2 separate regions of the Homo sapiens genome follow, and region 1 is linked to region 2. A link is an interaction called in ENCODE POLR2A ChIA-PET data of the cell type or tissue named here. Cell type or tissue: A673. All regions are shown on one strand. Links, peaks and the distances in the headings refer to the core of each region. The heading gives the core; the rest is flanking DNA.

Region 1 (10,758 bases), core at 882-8,881, 80 kb after region 2:
TGAAAAAGTCATTACAAGAAAAGGGCCCTTTTCATATAATAAATTAGCCTAGGTTGTTTGCTTTAACAGAAACCCTCCATGCTGTGCAGATGGACCTTTTCTTACACTGCTCATGAGATTGTGGATTGACAGATTGCATGAAAGCCACATGGAATGCAGTAGGGGCAGCAGCAGAAGGGAGAGGTGGATTGCCTCCCCTGATCTCCTGATCAAAGGATCTAGATAATGCTACTACTCACATACAGAATATGTTTAGATTTATTGAGGCATCTCTTATTTTTGAATATGCCAAAACAGACAGACCCAGTTTTTTGCAAACAAATTGCCATTATTATGTGTAATGGAATTGGAATAAAGCGACTCCCATTTTTTATGTTACTGGATTGCTGTAAATCATCTGAAAGTGCACACCTCTTCCCACCTATATTTCTTAACCACTTTACTGCCAGAACTTATTTAAATCTTATCTCATATTCTCTTGTTTTCTTGCTGTCTAATTAGAAAACCACTTGACCATTACTGCCCCTGTGATCTATGTGATTTCTTTCCTTCTGATTTGGAGTCTTCCCAATATCAACTCTACCATTTATTTATTTTTTAATTTTAAAATATTTTAATGATCTAGATACTTTGAACTTTTCTAATTAGCTTGTATTTGTGCCCTGAAATATTTAAAACAAAATATTTGGAAGGATTTTGACATTTACACTCTCATGGTATTTGTATTTGCAGTTCCCTGAATGTGGTTTCTACGGAATGTATGATAAGATCCTGCTTTTTCGCCATGACCCTACCTCTGAAAACATCCTTCAGCTGGTGAAAGCGGCCAGTGATATCCAGGAAGGCGATCTTATTGAAGTGGTCTTGTCAGGTAGTATACTTTTATACCTTTTCTTTATCCGTAGATTAGAAGTTGTATTTGAAGAATTCTTGGGCATATGTTTTTAAGGAAACATAAAAAGCATATCTCAAACTCAGCTCCAAGAGAAGATGTTGGAGCTCTGTCCACATGAAAAAGGGAAACAAAAGGTTTCCCTTTAATTGGCTGTGTCCACACCCAGTACTGCTCCAATCACGTCTCTTGACTTAAGGCTTCCTCCCAGCCCCCTCTCAGCCTCTAGCAACATACAGATGGCGTCATTCAGCACCTTGAATCATTTGGACAGCAGCAAAAGCAAACAAGAAACTCACCAACAGTGAAGCTAAATTAGCTGTCAGGGCTGCAATTGTACAGAATGTGTGGAAGCCAAGAAATAGCACCAGGGCTAAGAAGCCTTTGACTTACTAAGGTCAAAAGTCCAGTAGCTATGAGGTAAGCCAAGACCAAGGAGGAAGCCAGAGCCCAGGAGTTAGAGAAGGTCAGGTCATGCCATGTGACGCTAGTTAACTCAGTCCCTGAGAAATGGCTACATTTGCCTCTGCTCACATTTTTTATTTCTTGTTTAGGATTTAGCAGTTAGTAATAGGACTGTGCCTAACCAAACAGAAAAAAAAGAATGTATTTAACCTTTTTAAAAAGCACCAGAGAACAACAGCTAGAGTGGAGATCCTTACAATGATACTCAATGCAATGATAATGTATCCAAATTTTTATTGTTTATTTTTGTTAAAAAGAGAATAATTATTGAGAAACTTGGATTGCCTTGCTCTTTTCTCCTCTCATGCCTTCTTTGTTTACCATCTCTTTGAATAAAAGAAGTCCAGCAGCATTACAGAGTCTCAAGTTTATTTCCTCAAGTTCCTCAACTTGTTCAGAGCCCAGTACTTGGATGCACTGATTATAATTCAATTTATCTTTGTTTTATTCACTTTGCTTTGATTCAGTCTAGTTCTCTTTTTTATCTTTATTGGTTGCCTACAGTTGTGTGAGATCCTGGGATTGCCACAACTTCATTGTGTAGATGGATCCTATAAAACAACTTTTTTGCTAGATAAAGGTAATTATTTTTCTGTTGCCTGCACCTGACCTCTCAAAACTACGGACTAGACATGTTGTTTTCTAAGTTTCCTGTTTCTGAACACTAAATTAATTATTCAGGGAAATCATGCACTGGATCAGTTCTTGCCATAATTCATATTAAACTCACAGCCAGGCTGCTTTGTAAATAATGTAATGTTTTATGAGTCCTTTTGCCTTGTGTCAATGTCCAGAAATATATGAGGACTTTTAAAATTGCATTTCTAAATATAATGTATTATTCTTTCCATTTTACTTTTGTTATCAAGCACTTTAGAGTAGTAGCAGACAGATTGAATGCAACCTGTGTGTGGGTGTATTTATGTAGGAGAGGACTGCTTATTTGCATGTTATCCCAGCATTAATGAGCCAGACCTGCTCTTCCCTCGTGTTGACCTGATGTAGCCCTCTAGAATTCCCTTGCTGCATGAGAACAGCATTCTGCTTTTCCTCTCCCATCTTTGCAAATTGAGAACTTCATTGTGCGTATGCCCTACCTCCCCTGCTGTCCACCCTTTATGTTCCATGTCTCCTGTTTTCCTGGCCACAGTTGTTGAGAGGGCATTTAAGAGCAGCCCATTTCCTTACCTGCTTTCCCAGCACCAGACTCCAGAAGGGCTCCCTTACTCTTACCAGCTATTTTGCTGGAATTTAAAAGGAGCTATTCTCTAACAGTTTAATTCTAGTTTTGAACGACATAGTGCCATTTTCCCAAAGTCATTGACCCTTTAAATTGTTCAGTTAGTATATCAATTACACACACACACACACACACACACGCACACTCAATTATGTTTAGATCTCCTGCGCTTACCTATAACCATCGACAGCAGTACTCTCCCAGCTCCTCTCCCACTCTATTGCTTAGCATTGTGATTTGCTCAATAAATGTTTATGTTTACAATAGTTTTTTAAACCATCCCACCCCTTTGTATTACAACCCTGTTTCTTACCCATATCTCTTATCTCTTTTCCCTTAGCCTTTTTAGGCCCTGAGTCTATTGTGATCAAATGCCTGATGTTCCTTTCTTTTTCCCGGTCTTTATGTCTTCCTTGCATCCTGACTCTCCTGAAGGTGATGCCCCATTTCCAAGAGGCTTTGCCTCTTATTTTCCTCCACTCTTAGTTGAGGAGTTGAGTGATATGGCCCTCTTCTGATTTCCCATTGCCATTTAATTATTTATGTCACCTTCTTTGCAGTGAAGTGATTTATTTTCCTTGAAGACTCATTTCCATTTAAGTATGGCAATAATTGTTGTCAGATTCCTAATTTTACTTTCCATTTTAAGTACTCATTCATCCTTGGTTTTGTTAACATACATATTTATGATTCTTCAGATTCCTTGTTATTTATTTTTATTATCAGTCACCCATAATGCCATTCCTGACTTCACCAATAAGACAAGGCTCCAGCTTCAAAATCTCCACTTGGTAGCACTCCTCTTCTCCTACTCTAGCCTGTCCTTCTTGTCCATCTCTACCAAGTGCACATTCCTGTTCCCTGACTTTTTCACTGTATTTTAATCACTAACTCCCTACCATTTTTGACCATATTTTTCTATTTCTTTTTTCTCCACATAGCATGCGACTTATTATATTCATGTCTTACACCACACTTTGATGGAGTTTCAATGACTTTGTATACCCGGGCAGGGCCTGCAATACCTGTTAGTAATCTGAATTACTTTACCACCCATTTTTGCCATTCTTTTCCCGAGCCACATAGGACACACAGTTCCCAGCCTACCTGACTAAATGCAGATCCAACTTTCACCTGGCCTAACTATTGTTCAGCAATCTTTCCCCCACCTCATCCTTTTGTTATCCATAGATATGAGGTTCTCAATAAATATGTATGAGTTCACTTATTAACTACTGGCTATGAGAATAAAGTTACTACATATATACCATTTTGTAAAAATATCGATTTGTTGTAAAATATTATTTCTAGATATATCCTCAGAAATAAACTGAACTTCAAGTCTTCTTGCTATGCATTCTTTTGGCCCACATAAGAGAAATCAGGGCCTATCAAGTGAGTAGGATTGTACCATGTTATAATTTGTGGCAAGGCGAGTGATAGCAGCAAGGACACTTCAGGCCATATGTGCAGGAGAGCTTGGATTACATACTCCTTCCTGACCTAGTCCCTGAAGGGGACACGAAGGGTGCTGCATTTTCCTTCTGAAGCCTGTAGTTTTACTGTTAAGTTTTATTTATCTGAACTTTCTTTTTCCTTATCACAAATTAAATTTTACTCTGTAGTTTGATGTAAACATAACCTGGTTGTTTTTATATTTAACTAACAATCTACCAGCAGGAACATTTTCTGACACAGGACTGCAGTAAAAATGAGAGAAAAAATAGGGAAAAATTTCAAGGTTAATTTTATTTCTTCAGACAACATCAAGATTTTTTTTTTTCTTTGCTTATATCATTTTCTGCTCAGACTTTTCATCATCTTTTAACTGCTTTGGGAGTGAAAACTAACCAAGCTGCTTCTGGCTAATTTGCTGATTTTTTTCTCCCTCCGTTTCTTTTTGAAAAACATGACTAGTGTGAGCTAGTACATTTAAACGCAGTAAGCCAGGAAAAGATTGCTCATGAGTAGATGGATTGGGTTATTGAGGAAAAAAATAACAACTGCATGAAAGTTCCCTACCCCACCTATCCCCACTACTGGCAAATTCTCTTTGTATGTTAAACAAAGGACTAGCATTCTTACTATTGTTAAGAAGTAGGAAAACACTGAACATGGAAATTTTTTTTTTTTTACCAGAGTGAAGTTCAAGTGTATGGTACTGAACTGTAAAATCAAGGTTGTGGAATGTATTTGAAGCCTTCTTCATGATGGGCCTCTATCAAATCCTGATAATTCAGCCTTAGCAAACAAATTAGTAACAGGACTACATTTACATGACTCAAAACACTGTTTGTTTGGTTGGTTTTGGCTTGATCTCTAATAATTATCAGTGTATATATGTGTGTGTTTATGTCTATATGTGTGTGTATCTTGTAGGTAGTTAAATAGAGACTAGAAAAGGACTACAAGAATTCCTCAAATAAAGTCACAGTTTTAAAAGTTTGAAAGATAAATGTTGAATCTTTCCTTCTTACACTTAAGGTTAAAAAATAAATGTTTTTCTTGGGCTTCTTTCATTATAGATTTACAGTAGATTATCTTGTATTATAACTTTTGCAAAAAGCTATTTCCACATGTAGTTAGTTTTTGGTCCTCACTATCAAGAGAAGGGAGCCTCATTAGAGAGCTGGCACTGTAGTCCAGGCAGAAGAGGCGTGGGCCTATTCTCGGGCTATGACAGAAGAGCTGAAAATGAGACAGAGAGGTCAAAAATATTTTAGAAGTAAAAGTGAACAAACATAATAACCATTTTGATGTAGTTGATGAAGGAGGAATGAAAAAATCAACAGAACTCTCAGGAGAGCTACAGCTATGTGAGAGTGCGATGACATTTCCTTTATCCCACCCCAAGTCTTGCCCTCAAACATTGTTCAATGTGTTTGCCAAATGATTCAGGTACTTATCTGAGGGGCTGAAGAACTAATTTCTCAGGAAGGTAGTATCATTGATTTCCTTCATGATTTTGTACAAGTTGCAAAACCTTTGGGCTTCAGGATTTATTTATTTATTTATTTATTTATTTTTTTTGAGACAGAATCTTGCTCTGTCACCCAGGCTGGAGTGCAGTGGCTCAATCTTGGCTCACTGCAACCTCCACCTCCCGGGTTTAAGCAATTCTCCTGCCTCAGCCTCTGGAGTAGCTGGGATTACAGGCGCACACCACCACGCTCGGCTAATTTTTGTATTTTTAGTAGAGACAGGGTTTCACTGTATTGGCCAGGCTGGTCTTGAGCTCCTGATCTTGTGATCCGCCTGTCTCGGCCTCCCAAAGTGCTGGGATTACAGGCGTGAGCCACCGTGCTCGGCTTGGGCTTCAGGATTTTTTTTGTTTGTTTTTTAATCAAACAAAAAGCTTCTACTAGATGAAAGTATCATACAGTGATAATATTACATGCATTCTATACTTGTTTTCATTCTGGAAGTAAAGTATTAGGCATGAGGATAGAGTATAATTTCCAGGGCCAGAAAATCTGAGTTCATATCCTTTATCTATTCTTCACTACTTACATTGCCAAGACTTGTAATCATTCTGTGCCCACGTTTCCTCATCTGTAAAATGGGGATAACCCTAGCACCTATATTGTAAGGTGTTTACATAAATTAAAGTAAAATTGCTTGTAAAGCACCTCAGACAGTTTCTATACATAGCAACTCCACAATAAATGTAAACTATTAAGATTGCTTCTTCTCCTCACACTCTAAGCAGCCTTTAAATGTGATGCGTATGCTTATTAAACATACCGCAAAAGGGAATCCTGGTCCTTTAACTTTGGAAAATGTTGGGCTAAACAACTTTAAAGGAATTATTTGCTGCAAGTCTCTTTAGAACTTTGGTGCATGCTAATGTGAAGCATAACTCTCCAAAATCATGCCCAAGTTCACTTTCTCACGGAATACTTTTTCCCCTCTCTGAGCATCTGGTGAGTCCTGGTTCAGCAGGCCACTCTCTACAGATACTCCTCTGGGTGATGACCATGGAACAAATTGTCTGAGAGGATGATCCAGTCTCTCTGCACAGAGGGGGAAGATTTGAGCCATAGAAAAGTAGGAGTTAGGAAGCATGAAATCTTTGCTTACATAATATCACAGGTTTTTGAAGCAGTTTATGTAAGTAATTTGTTTCCTTCACAATGACTCTGGAAAGTAGAGAAGTCAGATATTTGAAAAGCTATAGAATATAAATTGTAACTTGCCTATGTCCTGCAGAGAGTAGGAGTAACACCAGAGCTTGAATCTAAGTGTTCAGTCACTATTAATACCATTTCAATACCATTTAGCCCTTTGAACTTGAACAAGTAAACAGAAATAGTTGAGGACTTGTTCAAAGAATTCCTATTGCAGTAAGAGTTTATATTTCAGGGACCATTGATGATATTTGTAACAGCAAAAGTAGCAGTGAGCTTCAGGAACCATTGAGATGATGTTTGTCATAGACCATTATCATCCTCTTCCTCATAAAAATGTAAATATTTAATTCATATACTCAAACTTTAATGAGGTTAAGAAAACCCTGAAGGTTCTTCTCTATAGTTATAATACAAAATATAAAGCAATATAACAGTGTCACTGCATCACTAGGATCCCATCATAAGTTCACAATTCTGATCAAAATGGAAATAGTGTCTTAGGGTCACTATATTTAAGAAATCCTTATAAGCATGTTTTACTCCTACTACGATTCAATGCCTAAATCATAAACCAGGAAAAAAAATATGGTAACAACATTTTATTAAGCTTCTTTTTTCTTTTATAGAAAGTGCAAATTACTGACTTTATATATTAATTTCTCTTAGATATAATATTATATTAATTTGTCTTAGATATAATACATTGGTTAGCAATGTAGCAATATTTTATCTTCTGTGAAATTTAGGCAGAAGATAAAAACCCCAAGAGTGATATAGTAAATCACTGTATTATTTCCTCAAAAGTATATTGCATAGATATAGTTTTTGTTTGTTTGCTTTTAAGAAGGCAGAATTAATTGTGGGCAACACCTTCTCAGCCCTACTACTACTTGGGCAACTAAGGTTTTATAAGACCTGGCCTTCAATGCTCAATTTATATTTCCTTGTGTTTGTACTTGGACATCTAAGTGTCACAGGCTGAATGGAGCCAAATCTTCTCTAACTTCAGTTGCAATTTTCTTTGCAGGTGGTTTTGTAACAGTGGAAAATCTAAATGTGAAAATACACGTCATTTCTCTTTTCTCCCAAGTATGGCTTATGTTAAATGTGTCTTCAGCATTTCCTTTTTGTGATTGTTAATATTCTCTTTCCATTCTTATCTTTCAAGTAAACCTGTGTATTAGTCCATTTTCACACTGCTATAAAGATACTACATGAGACTGGGTAATTTATAAAGAAAAGATGCTTAATTGACTCACAGTTCCACATGGTTGGGAGGGCTCAGGAGACTTGCAATCATGGCAGAAGGTGAAGGGGAAGCAAGGACCTTCTTCACATGGCAGTAGCAGAAGTGCCTGTGAGAGCTCAGGGAAAACTACCATCTATAAAACCATCAGATCTTGTGAGAATTCACTCACTATCACGAGAACAGCATGGGGGAAACCACCTCCATAATTTAACCACTTCCCTGCCTCGACACGTGGGGATTACAATTCAAGATAAGATTCGGGTGGGGACACGAAGCCTAACCATATCAACCTGGTTTTAATTTCTTTGTGCCACACTAAACCATTTTCTCAGAGAAGAGAATGCAGACAGCAAGCAGATTGGAATGTTACCATAGACTCCCACTTTTCCCTACTTGTGACTTCAGTAGGGATATTGTGCTTGGTGCACTTCTTCCTCACTTTGATAGTTTTCTTGGTTATTTATCTCCTGATAAAATGGATTCTCCAGGGAGGAGATGGAGAAGCAATGACACAATAGTGCATTGTTTCTCCATCTATTTTTCCTCAAGCACCCCTAAATATCAAGGCAGAGGGAAGAAATTCTGTCCAGGTCAACTGGGGAATAAGACAAACCCGGAAGTGAAAAGTCTTGAAGCCTCTTATTTCATATGAAAATTTTATGCACATTTTCCATTCTGCTGCATTATATTCTTCATGCTGTATACTTTTAAATAAATAATATTTCTTGCCACATATTGTTCTTTTAGAAATAATAATAACAATAGTGATGTTAATATAACAATAGTGATGGTAACATAACAATAGTGATGGTAATATATTTATGATATGTTATGCACTGTTCCAAGTGCTTCACATATATTAACTCAGAAATATGCATCATATTTATGTTATATCTCCACATAGCTTCAATTTCATAAGTAGTTGATTTTCAGTCAATACTTTGGTTTCAGTCCCAGAGTTGTCATTTATTTCTTATATAATGTTCAGCAAGTCACCCCATTTCCCTGAATCTTGATCCATCTGCTGTAAAATAACATTAACAGTATCTCCAATATATGGTTGGGCTGTAGAATTCATGAGAATAAATATAAAGCATTTCACAAGATGGTTGCCAAATGTAAAGTACTCAATCCTCTTACCCCACCTCCACCCCACTGCACTACACATTTCTTGAAATAGGAACGATTTATTTTAATATTTGAAACTTTAGGATCTGGTATATCACATGCAATCAATATCTATTTATTGAGTGAAAGAATGAATCCTTAAATCAATGAAATGTACAAGCCAGCAAATACATGAATAATTAAATTGATGTCCTATGTATGATATCCAAAAGTTAATGTTGTTGTATAGGAATTGAATTTTATTAGTTCTTCTTGACATAATCTATTAGTAAAATTAATATTATCATCTGATTAATTCTTCTTTTTCTGGACTCTTGTTATCTCCTAAATATTGTCAAAAATGTCTTTTAGAAAATTGCTTATTTATTTTTAAAAGTCCTGTTTTTAAACATTGCAGTTTCTTTCACAGTATTTCTCAAGCAAAATTATACTTAATTCATGGAATACCAATTGTTTTCCTAATTTCTATGATTCCTGGATTGTGTTCATCACCATGACCAAATAACCCCATTTGCTATTGTACTAAATTCACTCTTCAGTGAATCAGTTTTCCCAACCATTGCTCTTTTCTTCCTAAATATTCTTGCTTTCTTTCTGAGATGTATTCAGTAGTTACTCCTTTTTGATGTACCCCCCAATACTCATCTCATTTGACTTCGTCAATTTATTCATTGTCTTTTTCTTTCTGGAGCCTCTGTGTTTCATATCTTCGTTACAGCTCCTAAGAGGTGGCCCTGGAGATGGCCTTGGGCTCTGGCCTTTCTATTTCAGAGTCTGGAAGGAAAGAGGATTGATATCCTGAGGTCTGGCTGACCTCTCCTGCTGTTCCTTCTTCCCCTCCTCCTCTGTAGTTTTATCCATTTAGCAGAACAGCTGTCCCTGCCTAAGGGTCAGCTGGCAAGACCTACAGAAAAAGTTGAGTCATGTGCTCCAGAACTGGATTCTAAATCTCCATAGATCTCTGTCAGCAATACATACCGTGGTTTTCATGGAAGGACATATCAAGCTTCTCTCTTCACACAGAATTAGCCTAAGGCCTAGTTCCTCAACATCTGGCAAGTGGATTTTCAGCCAGAAATTACTGTTTCTGCTTCTCTTCTCTTTTCATCTATTACTGTGCTAATTGAAGACAGTATTATAACTGTCACCCATGAAAACAGGAAAAGAACACGAGGGCAATGAAAACCACACAAAGGGGACTTTTGTCTCTATGCTCTGGTTACTGTGAAGCTAAAAATTCCTTATATTTGCTTCTTAGAATGGAAGTTTAACGGTCTGGTCTAATTTATGTAAGTGCCATGTTAGGGCCTTGATGGCACAACAGGACTTGGATATTAAGAATCATTCTAAAAAATATAGTAAGGCATTAGCTTGTTATTTTTGCCTTTTTATATAAATTGGCTTCTAAAACGCATGTGGCTTATTTACTAAATTTGACTCTGGATTATTTGGGGTTTATTTTCAAAAATATCACAATCCATGTCAAAAATGAAAGCTTGACACATAGGATATAATGAAATGGATGAGTTATAGAATCTGACAATACTATGAAAAATGTTTTAGGCAATTACAGTATCTTTCAAAGAGGGATTATTTTGGCTCACTTTAATAAAGAGGTGATAGGATTTGTTTTTAGTTAGAATGTTTGAAAAAA
Region 2 (10,758 bases), core at 861-8,860:
CTAATGCTCATCTAACCAAACAACTACTTTATTTATTGTTCTGCCTGACCTGTAATGTAATCTGCATGATGCGCTGGCTGTTTTCTGATTCAGACTACATATTTCAGATTGGATCTACTTGTTGTATTTTTTTTTTCTCCTGCAACCTGAAGGCCAGGCAGAGAGGGTTCATTGAAATCTAGGATTTGTTAGATTGTATTTTAATCAGTTTCACAGCATACCCTCCTTCTCCCAAGCCTATTGCCCAATCTCAGAATGAGATCAAAATAAACTGAAATTGTCCTTACTCACTTTCACAAAGTTGCTAGTTAGAAGCAAAATGTCCAATCCATCCTGTAGGAAGAAGAGAGGGACCCAGCAATGGGCCCAGTTAATCTGTAAATTGCATATTTAACGTAGGAATAATCATGGCTCTTGTTATTGAGATCTTTTCAGTACATTTGGTGGAAGTAAACTGTTTGTGTCCTCCAGTGGTTGATGAGATCCGCTTCTTGCCTTGCTTTCCTCTCCTGGGCATTTATTTGCTAAGCAGATTGATCTATTTAGTGCATCTGTGTCTGGGTGGGTGATGTCTCCACTACTACAGTACACTCTTCTGTATTTATTATTTCACTAACAATTACTTCCACTTTCTCAATTTTCCCTTCTCTGGCTTGTTCTCATGCTCTTATCTTGCCATAACTTAAGTTTTCTTCTCTCCTCCTCATTGCATATTCCCCTTCATTGGCAACTTACAAGTACTTACATCACCTTGTGATGACTCACACTTTCTGTTGATAATGAAAAGTGATCATGTTCTAGAGAGCAGAGCCCATGCTCTGGAGGCAGCCTGCCAAGGGTTGAATCCTGGCTCTTGGCTCTACCACCCATCAGCTCACTAGCACTGTGAACTTGGACAAGTTTTTTAACCTCTCCTTGCCTACCTTTCCACATCTGAAAAATGCAATACTCTAGTTCCCACCTCATAGAGATGCTGTGAAGATTAAAGGAGTTATTCTACATTGTGGATTTAGAACGATTCGTGGCACGTAGTAAGTGCTCAACAACTGTTAGCCATTGTTATTACTTAATTTCATTTAGCTCAGTTGTATGACCATTCATTCAGCCTTCTATTAGCATTCTATTTTTCTGGCAACACCTATTGATATCCCAGATAATTAATTTTCTTTTTTTGTAATGCATTTAGAAAATGCTGCTCTTTGAAGTAAGTTAAGTGTTGCCTTTTTCTCTGTTATTTTGCAAGGAGGACAGCTTGAGTTGGAATATCTAGAAGTAAAAATCTCTCTGTTATGGTCAAATACCTCTTAGTATCCCTCAGCCAATGGGTGTGATTTTTACTTCTTCCCCCGACCAATCTAATGGAGTTCAACATCTTGCTACTGCAGGTGTCACCTGCTTACTATTAATAGCAGCATGGTCAATACCCAGGAGGTTGTAGAAATGCAGATCAGAGGACACACTGCAGACCAACTGTATGATAATCTATAGTCTAACAAGATATCCATGTTATTCTTAAGGCTATTAAAATTTGAGAAGCACTATACCAACATTTCTAGGTCTAGAGCACCATAATTCTGCTCTAGGGAAATAGGAAGAAACCAACCTGAATTCCATTTTAATAACACATAATATTGACTATTTCTATAATTTAGCACTTTAAGCCCTATGAGATTTCCTGGAAAACCTATGTTGGCATTCTCTTGGGTGTAATTGTTATCGATTAATGTCATGATTAAAAGTACGGCTTAGGTCTACTGGGAGTTTTAGCTCACTGAAAGGAAAAAAAAACACCTCATTGATCTGAAGCCCTCAGTCAGTCATTCTTAGCTTTTCAGAAAATACTTCAGATAAATAGCAATAATGTTAGCACTGAGAGGTTTGTCTCAGGGGATGATCTTTCTAACAATGACTTGCATTGATTAAGTTCATTGCTTTTTAACTGTTCACTTTGTTACTGTGGTAACTCTATTTTAAACATTAGGATGCATTTTTTTTTTTTTTAGTTGGATTGTGTATGGGTAAAGTAGCACAAGGAGGCATATTTGGGCTTCTTGTACTACTGGTGAATTACTTGTTGAGAGTCTAATGCTCCTGTTTTCTAAATACTGCTTTGTTGAGACAAGATTCTGGAAAAAGAAGACATTGGACATGTTCGTGGGTTAGACAGCATTAAGAAAAGTCAGGCAACTGTTATGATTCTTGGTATCAGTGTCAGCTCTCAAGAAAGGACTAAAAGTGCTAGATTTACTAGCTGGAGAACATTGCTTTTTGAACAGTTTACTCTTGGGAATCTTGTATAACAATGTTGTTAGATTGTTCTCTTGCCTTTTGCATACATTTTTTTTTTTTTTTTTAGTTTCGTTCTTGTTGCCCATACTGGAGTATAATGGCCTGATCTCGGCTCATTGCAACCTTCGCCTTCTGAGTTCAAGCAATTCTCCTGCCTCAGCCTCCCCAGTAGCTGGGATTACAGGCGCCAACCACCATGCCCGGCTAATTTTTGTATTTTTAGTAGAGATGGGGTTTTGCCATGTTGGCCAGGCTGGTTTCAAACTCCTGACCTCAGGTGATCCGCCCCCCTCGGCCTCCCAAAGTGCTGGGATTACAGGTGTGAGCCACTGCACCCGGCCGCATACATTTGTTTTTATGGGTGGTTGAAACGTTTAGAAAATCTTCAGCTCACTGCTTACTGTGGTTACAGGATAGCAAGAAAGATAAAGAGATTGGGTTTAGGCATTTTGAATTTGGCTTTAAATGAACCCAGTTGCAGATGTTAAATGGTGATATTAAGTCAGTCTAAGCATTAATATAAAATGATGTTCAAAAGTTATAGAACAGCATATAAATAATTGAAAAACAAAAGATCATTATTTTACCCCTAATTACTAGCCTTGGAGTATGGGTCAACCTTTCCACATCCCTCACCTTTCACATGCAATGAGATGCTCAGTGAATCCCAATAATTATCCTTTTCTTAGAGTCTCAAGTTCTTATCCTCTGTTTTTATTAAAACAGCTGTGTTTCCAGCTTGGATTATTTTTACCTCCTACTTAAACTGTTGCAATTCATGGGTCATTTACTCCTTCAGAGTTACCAACTATGTTTTTAACAAGTTGAGTATGCTAATATAGAGTTACAATTTTGATATTAACTAGACAAAAAAATTAAAACTTGGTGACTTCTCATTGTCAGTAAACAAAAAAATCATTTCCCAATCTGGTCAATTAAAATTCCCCAAAATGGTCATAGTTTACCTTAAAATATTCTTGCTAGACCTTCCTAAGTATGAACCTTGTGTGCCATCAAAATGAGACTGTTTATTCTAGTCCATATGTACATTGTATTTCACAATATTTGGACCTTAGCTCTGTTTTTCCCTCCATCTGGAATGGTCTACTCATAATTTCTGCCCACTGAAATACTTCTTATCCTTAATCCTTTTCCTTAAGCCTGTGGGTCCTTTCAGCCCTGAACACTCAGGTATGAACCAAATACTACCATTTGGGAGGGATATATAGAGGATAGTCTTGCATGGCTTTTGACCTGGCCTGTCTCATGTCCGGCTCATTGAAATGCAGTTTCTGGTTCTCAGATTTTAAGTTCCAGAAACTTCATTTTTAAAATAAAACCAGAGTTGCTATAGTTCCTAGAAGATAAATCCAGGCTAGTAAGCCTCACAAAATATTTTTATGGACTGGAGTGCCTGTATACTAACTTAGAGTGAGTGATGTGCTTTTCTTGGATATTGCCTTTCTGCAACAAGATGTCTGCAAAGCAGATTCAGAAACTGGAAAGTTGCTCAATTGGCTCAGAATTGAAACATAAGGAATTGGTTGGTCTTGAAGGATATTCCATCCAGGTTATGGGAAAATCTTATTGAGTCACCTGATAAGATTCTTTTCCTTGGATAATTTGATGTAAACACTGGTGGATTCCTCAGGTTCCAATCTTTTATCTGTTGCTCCAACTGACTGAATTACAGTTCTCCTTTACATCTTCCATTCTGATAGTATCATTCTAAAGATGTCACTTTGTTACCTTGTTTTAAATTTAGCAACTTCCTATCCTTGTCAATTAACTTGTAAAGTAATCCAGGTCTAGAAAACCACATTTAGATCTATCTAATCCATCTACTGTGGTGCAAAAATCTTTGGATGGCTGTTCTCATACATCATGTGTTTGCTTTTGAGCCTTTATAGTCTCATAATGTGCTTTTTATCTGAACTTACACAAGAATTATTAAATTGCCTTGTGCATTAGATGTATTGTCTTCTTCCTTTCTTAATCTATTTGTATTATGGTTATTGGCAAACTGGCCTTATTTACTATCAGGTCTAAATTTCTTAAAAGCTGGGACTATTACTTATTCTTGTTTGTTTTTTCTGTAGTCTCAAGTAGAGTCACATCTTTTTTTTTTCAGAAATGTAGCTTTACATTCTTCATTTATTTATTAATTCTCTCCTTCCCTCTTTCCCACCCTCTCTCCCTTCCTTTCTTCCTTCGCTCCTTTCTTCCTTCCTTTCACAGGCATTTATGAAACATATACTATTTGCCAGGAATGTATTAATGTCTGAGATTACAGGTATAAAAGATGTAGACCCAGGCCGGGCCTGGTGGCTCATGCCTGTAATCCCAGCACTTTGGGAGGCTGAGGCGGGTGGATCACCTGAGGTCAGGAGTTTGAGACCAGCCTGACCAACATGGAGAAACCCCGTCTCTACTAAAAATACAAAATTAGCCAGGTGTGTTGGCGCATGCCTGTGATCCCAGCTACTGGGGATGCTGAGGCAGGAGAAACGCTTGAACCTGGGAGGCGGAGGTTGCGATGAGCCGAGATTGTGCCATTGCACTCCAGCCTGGGCAACAAGAGCGAAACTCCATCTAAAAAAAAAAACACGTAGACCCTAATAGCATAGTTACTGCCACTCATTGATTGCCTTAAGCTCTTCATGTAATTCATATAAGACCACCAAAACCTAAGTGTTAATACTCCCCACTTGTTTTTTGTTTTGTTTTGTTTTTTAATAAGCATATTGAGGTTCAGAAAGAAAAAATGACTTTCTTAAAACCACACTGTTAGTGAAACAGCTGGGATTGAAGATCAAGGCGATTGCCTCAAGTGGTTCTTTTTCCCTACTGCTTATTCATGTTCATTGGAGGCAACTTTATCGTTTAAGGTACTGTGATGGCTAGCTACACGTGTCAACTTAGCCAGGCTGTGGAGGCCAGTTCTTGATTAAACACTTATCTGTGTGTTGCTGTGAAGGTTTTTTGTAGGTATGGTTAACATCCATATTCAGTAAGCTTTAAGTAGAGGCATTAGCCTTGATAATGTGGGGAGGCCTCATCAATCAGTTGAAGACCTCAAGAACAAAAACTGAAAAGAAGTTTTGCCTCAAGACTGCAGTACCAGCTCCTGCCTGAGTTTCTAGCTAGCTTGCCTGCCCTTAGATTTTGGATTTTCCAGTCTCTACAATGGCATGAGACATTTACACACACACACAAACACACACACACACACACTTGGGTCCCCTTTCTCTGGAGAACCTTGACTAATGGGCTGATACAGGTTCTGACAGTTAAATAGACAAAATATTACACTAGCATTTTTATTGCATTACTTTAAACTCTCAAATTAAAAGTGTTTTAAAGTTTAAAATGTATATACCATATAGTAATTTTATTTTAAATAGGGAGGATTGGTGCCAGGGGTCTTATCATGAAGGGACCAAGTGTGGAGCTAGAAGGAAAGGGATGAAGGACTGGACTGTTTTTCAAGGTGATTGAAAAAATAGAGGGATGTCACAACTTAAAGTTGGTCACATTATAGCTGTCCAGGGAAAGATTTATAAAATTGTTGAAGATACTCATTTCAAAAAATTCAAATAACAGAAAACACACATTTTTTTTCCTGTGATTTGACATCAGCATGTCTATGTGTAGAGTCTGTAGTGTTCACAATTTTACTTTTAGTTTTCATAAGGTAAAGCAAGTCAAATATTTTCCTGCATGTGGACTTACCAAATATGAAGACACTGAAAAGCAGAGTAGTGATTTTAGGAATTTGGATTTCAGTCGAAAATTTCATTATTAGGCCCAAAGTTATTGTGGTGAATCCATAAAAGTTTTTTTGTCAATTGCAAATCAGAGTTAACCCACCAATAAAACCCCAGGGTCTAGAACACAGGTTTTAATGAAGTAGAAGTGGACACAGGGAGGAACAGAGTGTTAAACAAATGCAAGCACGCCTCTACGCAACCAGTGCGGACTCTCCTTGGAATGGGATATCACAGCCAAGTTGATTGGAGATATACAGTTGATGCTTATTATTTGTGGAAGTTCTGTTCTGTCACATCATCTTAGTTAGCAAATACTGAACCATTTCTCCTGGGAGAAATACAGGGTGGGTTAGTTCCTGTGAGTCTCTTGTCACATTTTTCTGAACGACCTATACATAATCTCATGTGTTTCTGTTTTAAAGACACCTTTTTTAATCTACTTATGGTCAATAGCGGTCAAACCCATGCCTGAACTGAGTTTATCTAACACATGTATTTTCTCTGTGAGACACATAACAGCTTTCTTGCACTTAGGAACACTAGACGGCACTTCAGCACTATGCTTGGGGCTCCTTTTGAGCAGCACGATCACCAAGAAGAAGCACAAAATGCAAAAAATGTGGCATTAAATAGACCATGAAAAGAACACTGTTGAGAGTATTGAGAACTGAAACAAGAAGGCAGTGTAAGCTGGGAATGTGTACATTGGGTAGTTCATTTTCTTGCCACTCCGTGCATGTCTGCAAGTGACCCCGAAAGCACTGCAGTATTTATTTTGGTGTCATAAATACATTTTAGCAAGTAGATGAATTTGCAAATGAGGAATTGGCAAATAATGAGGATCAGATCTACATAAGCAGTTTGGGTCTTCCTGGAAGATGAAACTATTTGTAGTTAAATAGCTCCCCCAAAGACACTCTGTAAGAGAGTGCAGTGCTGCCGAAGGACAGTGTTTGGCTTCTGAAGATTTTATGTTCATTTGCAAGATTATTTAATAAACATTTTTAATCCTTGCTATTGCAGCCTTTTAGAAGAAAATCTGTGCTATAAATAACAAAACTTTAACAATGGCAGTATGCTTTCTTTAGGAATCCCGGAGCAATTTCAGGTGTCTGTTTTGAACCACTGGAATGATTAATAAAATCAGTGCAAATAAACAAAAAATCAAAATTCAAGCAAAGTAATTTGTTATCTTTTCCAAAATATTAGTAGGGAAGCAATTTGTTTTCTTTCACCAAGATTTACAGAGTCAGTTCATTAAAATATCACTTGTTTAACCATGTTAAAACAATTACTTGTTTAATTGAGGTTTTCACCTTTTAATGACTTTTGTCATATTGAAATTTGCCAAGAAATTAGCAAGTCTACAACTTTGATTCTTGCATACTATTTTAATACTTTTAGGTTGATGCCAATCCTTTAATTCTTTATTTGTCCAACACTTAGTATGTGCAAATTTCTTTGCTTAAGAATTCTGAATTAGCAAAGCAGGGATTTTCTTGACTTAAGCAGCTGCCAAATCGTGGAGGTACTCCCACCCAAGAAAGAGGAGTAAAAGTGAGATGTGCTCTTTTACGCTCCTGCAGCAAAATTAGAACTCAAGGACAGAGGGGGTAGAACAGCTCAACTACTGATGAGATTATTATTTAACAGAAAAGAAAAGAAAAAGAATCAGTGATGTGGAAGATTATTGAATTTTTTTGTGAATCAAGATTTCCTCCAATAGCTCATTGTACACTGAATAAAAAAGGTTGGGTTATATTTTTATTCTGAAAAGATATTGCAAGCCATTTTTCTCAGCCATTTCATAAATTAGAATGGGAGAAAATAGATTTATATTATAGCAAGTACAATTTAGTGTAGACTAGTGGTGGGGGGCTACTACCAGAGCACTACAATTATGAATATTTATAACCTGAAATAGATGTAAGAAGTAAATTAGAGAAATTAACATGGGCAATAATCATATTCATACAGTGACACTGACTTGGAGAGAATTATATTAGGTAGTCAGAAGACTTTAGCCTATTGCTGCTTGAAATTATGTATACATGGATCCTTAATGTTCTGGGCTTGAATTTGAAAGGCTCACTCATCAAGATTTTTAGACACATTATATTTGCTTTTGCAAATTAGAAGCTCCAACCACAGATGCAAGTATACATTGCCATGTGTGGAATTAATGCTTCAGACAGCTTATGAATATGTATGTGTATTTTGGTGGCGCTTCTGCCACATGAGTCTGAAAAGCAGTGGGAAGTGGGTGGAACTGCGTGGAACTGCATATTGCTGTCAGAAAAGTGCAATTCTCAAAGAAAAAAATATAGGGGCAAATTTTCATTTCAGACATGTCTGCAAAAACATAAAATTTTCCCAAAGAGGAAAGCTGATATTTGTCCATTTTAATTGTTAAAATTTCTGTTGACATCTTCACAACTTAGAAATATTCTGAGGCCAATCCTTTATATTTAAATATACATACATCTTCAAGATGGTTTCTGGAATGCCTTAAGTTTCAATATGTAGTGAGATTTATATGGCATTGAGTTCTGTAATTACAGTTGTAGCTGATTGAATTACTGGTATATATGGGTTGGGTCTAGCTTAAGTTATAGTGGGAGGTTTTGTGTCTGTATTTCACCAGGATGTTGGTATTAACCACTGATTACCTCAAAATCATGTTCATCTAGAAAAAGAAATGCAATATAAATGGTAGTCCATTTGCAATCTGTTCCACTTTATGGGCACCACTTGTAAGTCATGGTAGCTGGGCAGGTTGGGGTGGAGGGACAGGAAAGCTAAGGCCAATAGCAGCTCCTGTGGTGGTGTGTGTGTCTGTAGCAGTGCAGGTGCTTCGAGGTTCCCTGGGCCCAAGAGGACGAAGGGTCTGCACCAACTGATAGTGGCACCCTTGGGTAGTTTGAATTAATTACCTGTTATGATCAGCCCCCTTTGATAAAAGTTTTAGGGTGTTCCGGAAAACCTTGTCACTCGGTGATGGTTTGGTGTAAGGGTCTGGTTAGAGCAGGATCAGATGATATTTACATGTTTCATATGCTGTAACAGTACAATTCTGATACTTCAGACAGATATTTAAGCAATTCCTAACAGTACATTTTAAACATCAAATTGAACCAGTGACAGATAATAACACAATTACTATTGCTCTGTTTTATTGATGTAAACTTACTGCATTTGATCAATTATTACCAAAGAGATTTTAATCCATCGCTTACAAACAATTTGTTTACAAGGCATACTGATATCCTCCTAAAAGACCATCTGATACGGCTTTGCATTTTCACCTGTTCTTGAAGTAGTCCCTCAGGCTATTTCCCTTTACCCCAGTTATCATTTAGAAAAGGTTTGCTTTTGATATGTAGTTAGGGTGCCTGTAAATTCCCTTTTTATCGTAGGTCTGGTCTAATGGAGGGTCCAAAGTTTTCTAGGTAACAATACTTTCTTCCATTTAGCCTTAGTCATCATTTCTTAATGGCCTTCCTCCTTAGAGCTCTAAATTGGATTAAGGTTGTATGTTATCTAGGAACTTTATAAAGAATTAATTGTTATAAATTTTCATTTGTCTTAAAAAACAAATAACAACAAAAACTCTTACACCTGTTAACCTCCCTTGCCCTTCTAGCTTCTGTGCCATTCTTCATTTCCCTTTGCAGTGCAACTCAACATGTCTACACTTGTTGTCTCTAATTCTCCTTTAATTAACTCCTAAACATACTTAAATCAGACTCTTGTCCTCACCATTCCCCTAGAACTCTGGTCAGGTTCAACAGTGACCTTTAAGTTACTATATCAGTAGGTTAGTGTTTGGCCCTCATCTTACTTGACCTATCCAGAGCATTAGAGACATGTATCTTCCTAGAGGCCTGTGACTCACTTGTTCCTCCACATTTTTCAGACCTTTTAATTTTGGAATCCCTGAAAGATGAGCACTTAGTCTGCTTATCTATTTGCAGTTATTGTTGGGGATCTCATTCAGTCTCATGACATTAAATATGATTTATAGACTGATGACTACCAACTTAATGTCATTACTCCAGACATTTCTTCAAAACAATCAATTTTCCTATTTCAGGAACTATAGGAATTTTTAGGTCTACATCAAAAATTTTAATAGACAAGTTTTGCATCTTCCACCAGAAACAAAAAAGAATCAATAAAGTGATAATTTTGAAATTTTGATATTGTTATGATTAAACATTCGTACCAATTTCCAAATTCCAGAGTTAGGGAGTTTAACTTAAGATAGACAAAATAAGATAGAGAAACTAGAATCACTCCATTCAGGAAACTGCATCATGCATATTTACATAATTTTTATGCATACTTGTTGATTGCTATTTCATATTTAAGGTTATATACCTAACAAAGTAATTCATGCCAACACAATGTACCATGTAATCCAATGGGAGATGTCATTTAGTGAGATAAATCATTTGCTTGTTTAGAAGAGTGTTACAAATATGTGTATCACTGTTATTTATATATCAATAGATGAAAGAAGAGTATAGCATTTATAACTAAAGAAGAAATACATATATTAATATGACCAGCTGATACATTTAAAGTGATCTTAGTAAATTATGTTTATTTTGCTTACCTTCCTTTGTAAACTTTGTCCTTTTTGCCTATCTACCAATAGGCAGTCAACTGCACTGCTTAAACACATTGAAAGTTGAAT

What was found. Peaks named below come from ENCODE experiments on the same cell type or tissue, not always from the same donor. Only the 100,000 strongest peaks of a DNase experiment are listed, where the experiment ranks them.
Region 1: POLR2A ChIA-PET joins it to region 2 with 5 read pairs; 2 of 35 experiments call an interaction of 5 or more read pairs at or near these places.

What each region holds. Positions count from the first base shown.
Region 1 is chr14:29,715,649-29,726,406 of GRCh38, reverse strand. It overlaps PRKD1 (protein kinase D1), which reads left to right. Exons shown (of 18, transcript NM_002742.3): 2 at 733-871. Among named protein-coding and RNA genes, the nearest start is that of PRKD1, 210 kb to the left of the region's middle. In A673, for the core only: no CTCF peak of the experiment used is centred there; no DNase peak of the experiment used is centred there.
Region 2 is chr14:29,795,832-29,806,589 of GRCh38, reverse strand. The region is part of intron 1 of PRKD1 (protein kinase D1); the gene reads left to right. Among named protein-coding and RNA genes, the nearest start is that of PRKD1, 130 kb to the left of the region's middle. In A673, for the core only: a CTCF peak has its summit at 5,424; no DNase peak of the experiment used is centred there; H3K4me3 peaks cover 910 bases; H3K27ac peaks cover 1,760 bases.